Regions from separate parts of the Homo sapiens genome. Here regions 2 and 3 are each linked to region 1. A link is a loop called in an ENCODE intact Hi-C map of the cell type or tissue named here. Cell type or tissue: PC-3. All regions are shown on one strand.

What was found. A loop is a pair of places that touch in the nucleus more often than their neighbours do. Peaks named below come from ENCODE experiments on the same cell type or tissue, not always from the same donor. Only the 100,000 strongest peaks of a DNase experiment are listed, where the experiment ranks them.
Region 2: a loop joins it to region 1, with 12 times the contacts of the local background. A loop is called at or near these places in 72 of 110 quality-filtered maps.
Region 3: it touches region 1 in a loop (9-fold over the local background); 43 of 110 quality-filtered maps call a loop at or near these places.

The regions. Positions count from the first base shown.
Region 1 is chr12:89,541,810-89,544,309 of GRCh38, reverse strand. No RefSeq gene overlaps it. Among named protein-coding and RNA genes, the nearest start is that of POC1B-GALNT4, 17 kb to the right of the region's middle. In PC-3, a CTCF peak has its summit at 1,184 (motif pointing left); a DNase peak (open chromatin) is centred at 1,159; H3K27ac peaks cover 549 bases.
Region 2 is chr12:90,101,905-90,104,404 of GRCh38, reverse strand. The region is part of intron 11 of LOC105369890 (a long non-coding RNA gene); the gene reads right to left. Among named protein-coding and RNA genes, the nearest start is that of LINC02399, 160 kb to the right of the region's middle. In PC-3, CTCF peaks have their summits at 943 and 1,147 (motif pointing right); no DNase peak of the experiment used is centred here.
Region 3 is chr12:90,852,959-90,855,458 of GRCh38, reverse strand. No RefSeq gene overlaps it. Among named protein-coding and RNA genes, the nearest start is that of LINC00615, 64 kb to the left of the region's middle. In PC-3, CTCF peaks have their summits at 1,018 and 1,222; a DNase peak (open chromatin) is centred at 1,228.

The DNA.
Region 1 (2,500 bases):
CAAAAGGACACTGTTCTAGAACCACTTGGCTCCTCCTCTCCACCCTCAATCAATGGCAGACATCACTTATCTCTCAAGGCATACGTTCTCTACATGCAGTCTGAGATCTCTCTTAACACATGGTTCAGGAAGCTGGTATCAACTGTTCAGAGCTAGAATGCCAGACAAGAACCTTGCTAACACCCCTGAATTAGAGTGAATTAGAGCTTTGGCCCCAAACTCAAAAGCAGGGCTAGACCAAGAAGAGCCTCTAGAGCTCTTTTTTTGCCCTTGTTTCCTTGGGTATTGCTGAAGTAAGTAGCAGCGTGGGTGGCCTTTTTAGCTCCTTTGCACTTGGCCAATAATTAGATCCTACTCATCTCCATCTTTCCATCTACTGTAAGAGCTTCAAGGGCTGACATTGTGTTGTAAGAACAGCAGCTCACACCTTCAACATTAACAATCTGCCCGTTTATTATTCCAAGTGCTGTGTACTTTTTAACCATCTATATGTTAAAGATGAGGAGACAGTTAAATGATTTAAGTGACTTTTCCTAGGTCACACATGTAGCAGACCCAGGACTCAAATGCACTCATTCAGGTTCTTAGTACAGCACTTAGTGCCTCTCTCCTAGTTCCCTCGGATACCCTGCACCTGGCTCAGAGCTTGTCAGGTAGTGAGTGCCTGGTTATTAAATATGTGCTTAAAATTGTTAAATGAATACAAATCTTACCAGGAAATATGTCCCTTTTCATGTCTCCTTTTCCATGGACCCTGCTCTGGTTTTGTTAGGCCTTCTAAGCAAAGGCAACCTTTGACTCAGCTGACTAAACCAGCAGCATGAGAACAGAACAGAGCAGAGAGTGGTCCTTTGTCAATGGGCTCAAATCCAGGTTCTATCAGCCTCTTAATCTAGAAGGTGAGAATTTCAATGGTGCTTACCTCCGAAGAGTTGTGCCAAATGAGTCAAGAACTTGGCACACAGTACATACTTACTTTTAGCTTTGATTATTTTAATGGTTATTCTTGCAAATCAATCCAAATGCAGTAAATAGAAGTGCAAAGGGTAGATTTCCAATTCCAGGAGCAATCCCTTTACTTCTCCAGGCTTCTTCCTCTAGCCGAGGGCTCTTTCCTTGAAGTCAGTTTCACCCTGATCTTTTGATGCACCGCCTTTGGGATGAGTGGAGAGAAATGCTTGAGCTCCCCCTAGAGGATGGCGGTGCTCCTAACTTCAAAACCTTCCATGACGTCCCAGGACCCAGGATTAAAATGTTTTCTGATATTTTCTGTTTGTTCCTCCAAATGTTTGTTCCTCCTTCTGTGCTGGGTGTTTTCTGTTTGTCCCTCGGAAATTGCTTTTTACCCCCTTTTTACTCTCTTCTGGGCTACAGGGTGCTGACTTGTATAGATAGACTCCCTTTCTCTCCAACTTCCAGTTTGATATTAACCAATGGAAGTCATCAATATTGAAGAAGAGGAGAGAGGTTGGGGTATTATTTCCCCAGGCCCCTCCAAGCCAGGCTGCTAAGAGTAGGCAAGATCCCTCTACTAAAGGCCATGGCTTCTATCATGCAGACTTTCAGACTCTAAGATCTCTGGTTCCTTGGTGTTGGCTCCCCTGCTTCCCTCTTCAGACCTAGGGACAGAAATGACTTCCTGCTGTTGCTAGCCCATAGCACAGCACCATCCCAGTTTGCTTTCTCTTAATCCTAACTACACCTTGGTAAATGGTCCCTTTATTAGCTCTCCTCAACTACCCTGTTTGAGAGTGTCATCTGTTTCCTGCCAACCACTACATGCTGTGTCTAAATTCCTTAACAGTTTCATCTTTCCTCCACCTCCCCAGTACCCTGTGCTTCAATAAACACTACTTACAATCTCTGTAATATAATCCTGCTGCTTTGTGGCCCATGATTCTCCCATTAATTCTTATATCCGCAGTGTCCTTGCATTTTCCCTATCCTCTTCACAACCCGCTCTCCACCCTGGCCCTCATACAATGTCAATCCCCTTTCCTCATTAAAGGCTTCAATTCAAAGGCCATGTCTTCTATTCAGTCCTTCCTGATCTCCTTTGGCACACATTTTTTTTCCCATTTCACTGACATCCATGCCTTTTCTGTCCTATTGAGTAGCAGTCTTACATTTGGGTTGGATTCACCTTTTCTCTAGTGTCTATGGAGGGTCTGGGATAGTTTAACTATGTTCCATTAACTGGATTAATACAGGCCTAATCCAACCAATACATGATATTTCCCTGGCAATAGGGAAATGGCCAACACTTCTTCGTGGGTGTTCTACTCAGCGGGAGACTGCAGGGCTTTGTTCTGTGGTTGGTATCCATGCTCTCCCCTTCAGAAGTGAGCAGGGAGCAGAGAGTTGCACCCGCTGATTGTAGGCATCTGGTGACCAAGAGGAATGTCAATCTGAGGAAGAAACTAGCATGGAGAGAGGGCAGAATCAGGAGGATCACTAGCAAACAGAACCGGGGCCTTGATCAGACTGTGCCCAAAGCTGT
Region 2 (2,500 bases), 560 kb before region 1:
AAAGCATATTTGCCAAACTTACAGTCAGATGACAAAGAGCTCACTAGCCGAGTACTTGGAAAAGTTCAGACACATTTCAGAACCCAAATGCCACATCTATCAAAGGAGCTGATGCTACCAGCCCTGTCTTCCAAACACCATATTTTGGGAAATAAAATATCACATACATTAAAATGCTTCCAAAACATGAAATGAAGTACATGTTAGGTGTCATTATTTGCTGCTGATGTAGGTGACCCTGCAGCAAACTATAACAATACCTGAGTATCAGTAGTCACCTGAATGCACATTGCTAAGGGGTGGCTGCTCAATATGATTGATTGCAAAGAGTGCCATAATAATAAAATTCCCTAAATAAATTTTCAGTTTGGGATACAGCCCATTTCCATGATTCCAGGTGCAAGTTCAAAAGTATCTCAAGGGAGCCAAAAGGTAATTAAAACTTTGTTAATGAAGAAAAAAAATCAAGAAGGACTATTGGTACTGGAGATATAGGAGGGGAAAAAATGGCAAGGAAAACGAGTTGTACATCTAGGACGTTGGATAGTTCCAATTATATTAAATTGAACAAGGAATATGCCACTCTGGTTTTATTACTTAAAAAACAACAAAAAACTCGAAGTCCCTCCTCCAAGATTAAGCTCTCAGTTCATTCACTTTCTTTCATTCATCATTTTTCTTTATCTCTGTTGGTGTTAGCTATCCCTCTGTCTTTTTATGTTAGGTGATTTCACAATTCCACATATGGTTGTTTTATCATCTTCTGTTACTTGCTTAAAAACAAACAAATCAGAAAGCCCCCTTTCCTTCATGCTGTCTTCTCTTATCTTTGCATCAATTTTTCTATTTTCTTCTATTACCAATAATGTTTAATTTCCACTACTTTTGATCTTTACTTTTCTTCGTCTAATTTACACGACTGTTCTGGTGTTTCTGCCTTATATTGATGTCTCTTCTGTCATTTAACCCTTGTCTTTCCCAATCCTACCATTCTGTCCTCCTTTTTTACTATAATTTTTAAAGCATGTGAGGGGGGCCTTAAAATGTTGCAGGAAGAGTTTGCTACCAGGATATTTGGAGTGAGGAAGAAGCCACAACAAAAGTCACTTATTCTAATTAGTGTATATCTGTGAGTGTGTGGGGGCTGATGGTTGACTTGAATCACTAGGTGGCAGTAGTTCAGATCTGACTCTATTCAGATAGCTGTGTCTTTCTACCTGCTTCCTTAATGTTTATGTCCTTTATACCAATTTTTATTCAAAAACTCATGTGGTCCTCTGCAGCATCTACATTTGAAATCTAGGACATGTCACATCAGTTCTCAAAAATAACATAACTTAACACTTAAGGATTTATGACTGCTGATTGCAGCCGAAACTAGGGAGGAAATGGTTTGGTTGATTTGCTTTTTTTTTTTTTTTTTTTTTTTTTTGCATTTAAAAAAAAGTAAATTTAAAGAACTTTATATGCAAATGTGCTGATGGAATAAAATTCCACTGCCAACATTCAGTTTATGAAGTAGAATGCATTAATGAGCATTTCATAAAAACAAGCCTTCCAATACTTCCAAACCTTGATTATTAGATAATGTGGGTAATCCATAGTGTGATCTATTGAATATATAGTGCGTACCTACTACACTTTGCCTACCCTTCACTTCTTCCTGTTGGGAACTGACCCTGCTATACCATTTACTAGCTACAAGACTTTCAACATATTATGAAAGCTCACTGTGCCTTAATTTTTCCAATTTGAAATTGGGAATGTTAATGGTACATACCTTATGTGGTTACTGTAAAGTTTAAGTGAGTTAAATACGTAAAACATTTAGAATGGTATCTGGCATGAATTTCTCCATGGTAGCTATTTGTCCAAGATATCCTTAGATCACCTGTTATGTTTAAGCATTAGATTGGGGGATGCAGGTTAAAAGGGAACTCTCCCCAAGTACATTTTAAAGCAAAGATGCAGATAAGTAACCACGTTATTAACAATGCAATTTGGTAAGTGGGATTTGTGAGGAGGAGCACAGAATTCTATAGGATGAAAGATCAACTTACACCGTATTTGGGTATGTAAAGGAGAGATGAAAAACCCTCTCAGATAAAATTATATCTCAGTTTAAAATCTAAGGCTGAGAAGTTTTAAATGGATGTATTAGGGGGAAAGAAGGTTAGGAAAGGTGTTTCTGGGAGGGGAAGGAACACATATTCTTCCCACAATCTAACTAAGAAGGTAATACTGGCATTATTCAGAAATTAGGCCATTTTTTCTTAATGCTCACAGGTATCTGAATAATTCATTTTGAGTCTCTATAAAGCAGAAGAAGCAAAGGAAGCATTTCAAAGGCCAAGAAGAAACTATTATAGCATGGCCTACTGAAGTGTGACTGTGAAGTAATGAAACAGATTTTTAAACAAAATGTGGCATGAATCTTTTCTCTGATAATATGCTGATCTCCTCCCTATGAAATGCTACTAAATGTTTTTGAATAAGGAAT
Region 3 (2,500 bases), 1.3 Mb before region 1:
CATACTTTAGTCAGAAGTTGTATTGATAAAATATTATTTTCAATTATTACATAAACATAGAATTCTTGTACTGTAGAAAAGTTTTGATTTTGTTTTGTTTTGTTTTTTAGATGGGTGGGGCTGTAGGTGCAGTGGCTCATGGCTGTGGTCCCGGCACTTTGGGAGGCCAAGGCAGGAGGATCATTTGAGCCCAGGAGTCCAAGACCAGCCTGGGCAACATAGGGAGATCCCATCTCTACAAGTTTTTTTTTTTTTTTTTTTTTTTTAATTAGCCAGGTATGGTGACATGTGCCTGTAGTCCAGGCTACTTGGGAGGCTGAGGTGGGAGTATCCCTTGGACCAGGGAGTTTGAAGTTGCAGTGAGTCATGGTTGCACCACTGCACCGTAGCCTGAGCAGCAGAGCTAGACCCTATTTCAAAAATAAATAAATAAATAAAGAAAAGAAAAGAAAAGAAAAAGGAAAAAAAAAGAAAGGAAGGTAAAAGAAACTCGAGGAGAGACAGCTGCTGATTCCTTTTTGGATATTTGTGCATTAAGTTATGAAAATGAGTCCTAGACACACTTTAGTGCCGGGGAGCTGTGACATCCTCCTAAAGACCACTGTTCGTTATGGCCAAGAACCAAATAAGGTCTAGTGGATGGTATAACATGTATTATTTGTAATACCTTCATTATTGAGGGGGTTTCCTCAGGAGGATTATCTGTCCAGAAACATCAGAAAGCTTTGCTAAGAGGATGGCAATGCAGGAGGTAACTGCACTTGCTCTTCAGTCTGAAACCGCAGAGTAATTTCTGTCCGTCATAGAAACATTATAACAATGGGGCACTCCCTTTTAAAGAAAATGCCAGGGCTCCAGTAAGACGGGGCTTGCTGAAAAGAATTAAGGTGCAATGGAGGGAGATGTTGCAGGGCTTGCAGAACTTTGTGCTATGACTCATTTGCAACCTTTTGCAAAACTTAATGTGGCAAAAGTACTGGGTTATTATGATGTACCATGTGGTATCCCAATTTGTCATCTTCACTTGACATAGCTTTTATTGAGGGGTACAAGAAGAAACCCCACATTGGCTGAGGAAAATTTTTCTACTTACATCCCACACGGAGATTTAAAAATACATTCCTAGAATATGGCATTTACAGGAACATGTTTCACTTTAGTACTTCTGAAAGAAGACAGCTTTTTTTACCCTTCGAGTGGAAGAATCTATGATTCTAACACGTCACCACTAGAGGGCCAGTGGAACACACCTTATTTGGTAAATGGTGATGGGTCTGGGCGATGCAGTCTCCAAACATTTGAGTTTACTTTGCATCGTTTATCTTTTTGCAGTATTGACTGTTTTATTATTTAAAATGATATTCTAAATTTCTTTTTTCTTGTCACTTTACTGTTTTTAATTTTAGAAAACATCATGTCCATTATTTCAAGCACTGAGTCGGGAGCAAATTAGAATATTTTATTCTGCAGAGAAAAAATTATTGCATGGAAGACTATTCCTTCCCAAGCCCCATTATTTTCCAATATAATCACTTGTTTTAGTTTATAATGTAGTTGTTATAATGACATGCGATGTGGGAAGCTGAAAAAGGAAAATATAAAAACCTGCACAATGTAACAATGATTGGAGAAAGGCATCTCATTTCTTTCATTGCAAAAAATGGAATACTTTCCATGAGATAGCTCATAAATGAGAACATCATGGTAATGTAGTGGTTTTGGAATGTACAGAAGTTAAACTTTATAAAGACAAATATCAATATATCTCAAGCAAAACGTCTGCCCAAAGCAATCAGTAGCAAATGTCTTCATATATTTATTACTAGACTATTTCTAATTTCAGATAATAATAGTCTGTTATGTAAAGCATAAGACAATAGAATTTCTGCTTTCAGAGACTAATTTTTATGAATGATAATATATAGAGATGACAGAAATAATAGGCTATGAAGTTTTCAATGTTAACTTTGTTCAAAATCCTTTTTTATAATGTTAGAGAACATCATATTTCTTGAGTGCAATAAATGTGTCAGCGATGACCCCAATATAAAAGACTTAGATTACTTTCTGGGTTTTATCAAACCTTACTTGGTTTGATTTTCAACTGGACATTTGGATCAAGTAATTATACAATGATTGGCATATGATGACAATGTGGTGCCCTGACTTGCAAGCATGCTTAAAATGAATGAATGAGTATATATATATATATATATATATGTATATATATATATGTATATATATATATATATATATATAGTCTCTCTCTATCTCTCTATATAATATATACTCCTACTAATAACAGGTTTCCTCTCCTTCTTCCTTTAATACTACTTATTATATATATATAATGAGTATATATATTTATGTCTTTATGGCATGTATACATAGTTTTTCACATATATGTGAGTTTTCATATATAGGTAGTGATTTTAGAAACATTTGTAGTTTTTCTTCTTCTACTAAAAAATTAATTATATATTATCCTATTATTCTTCAC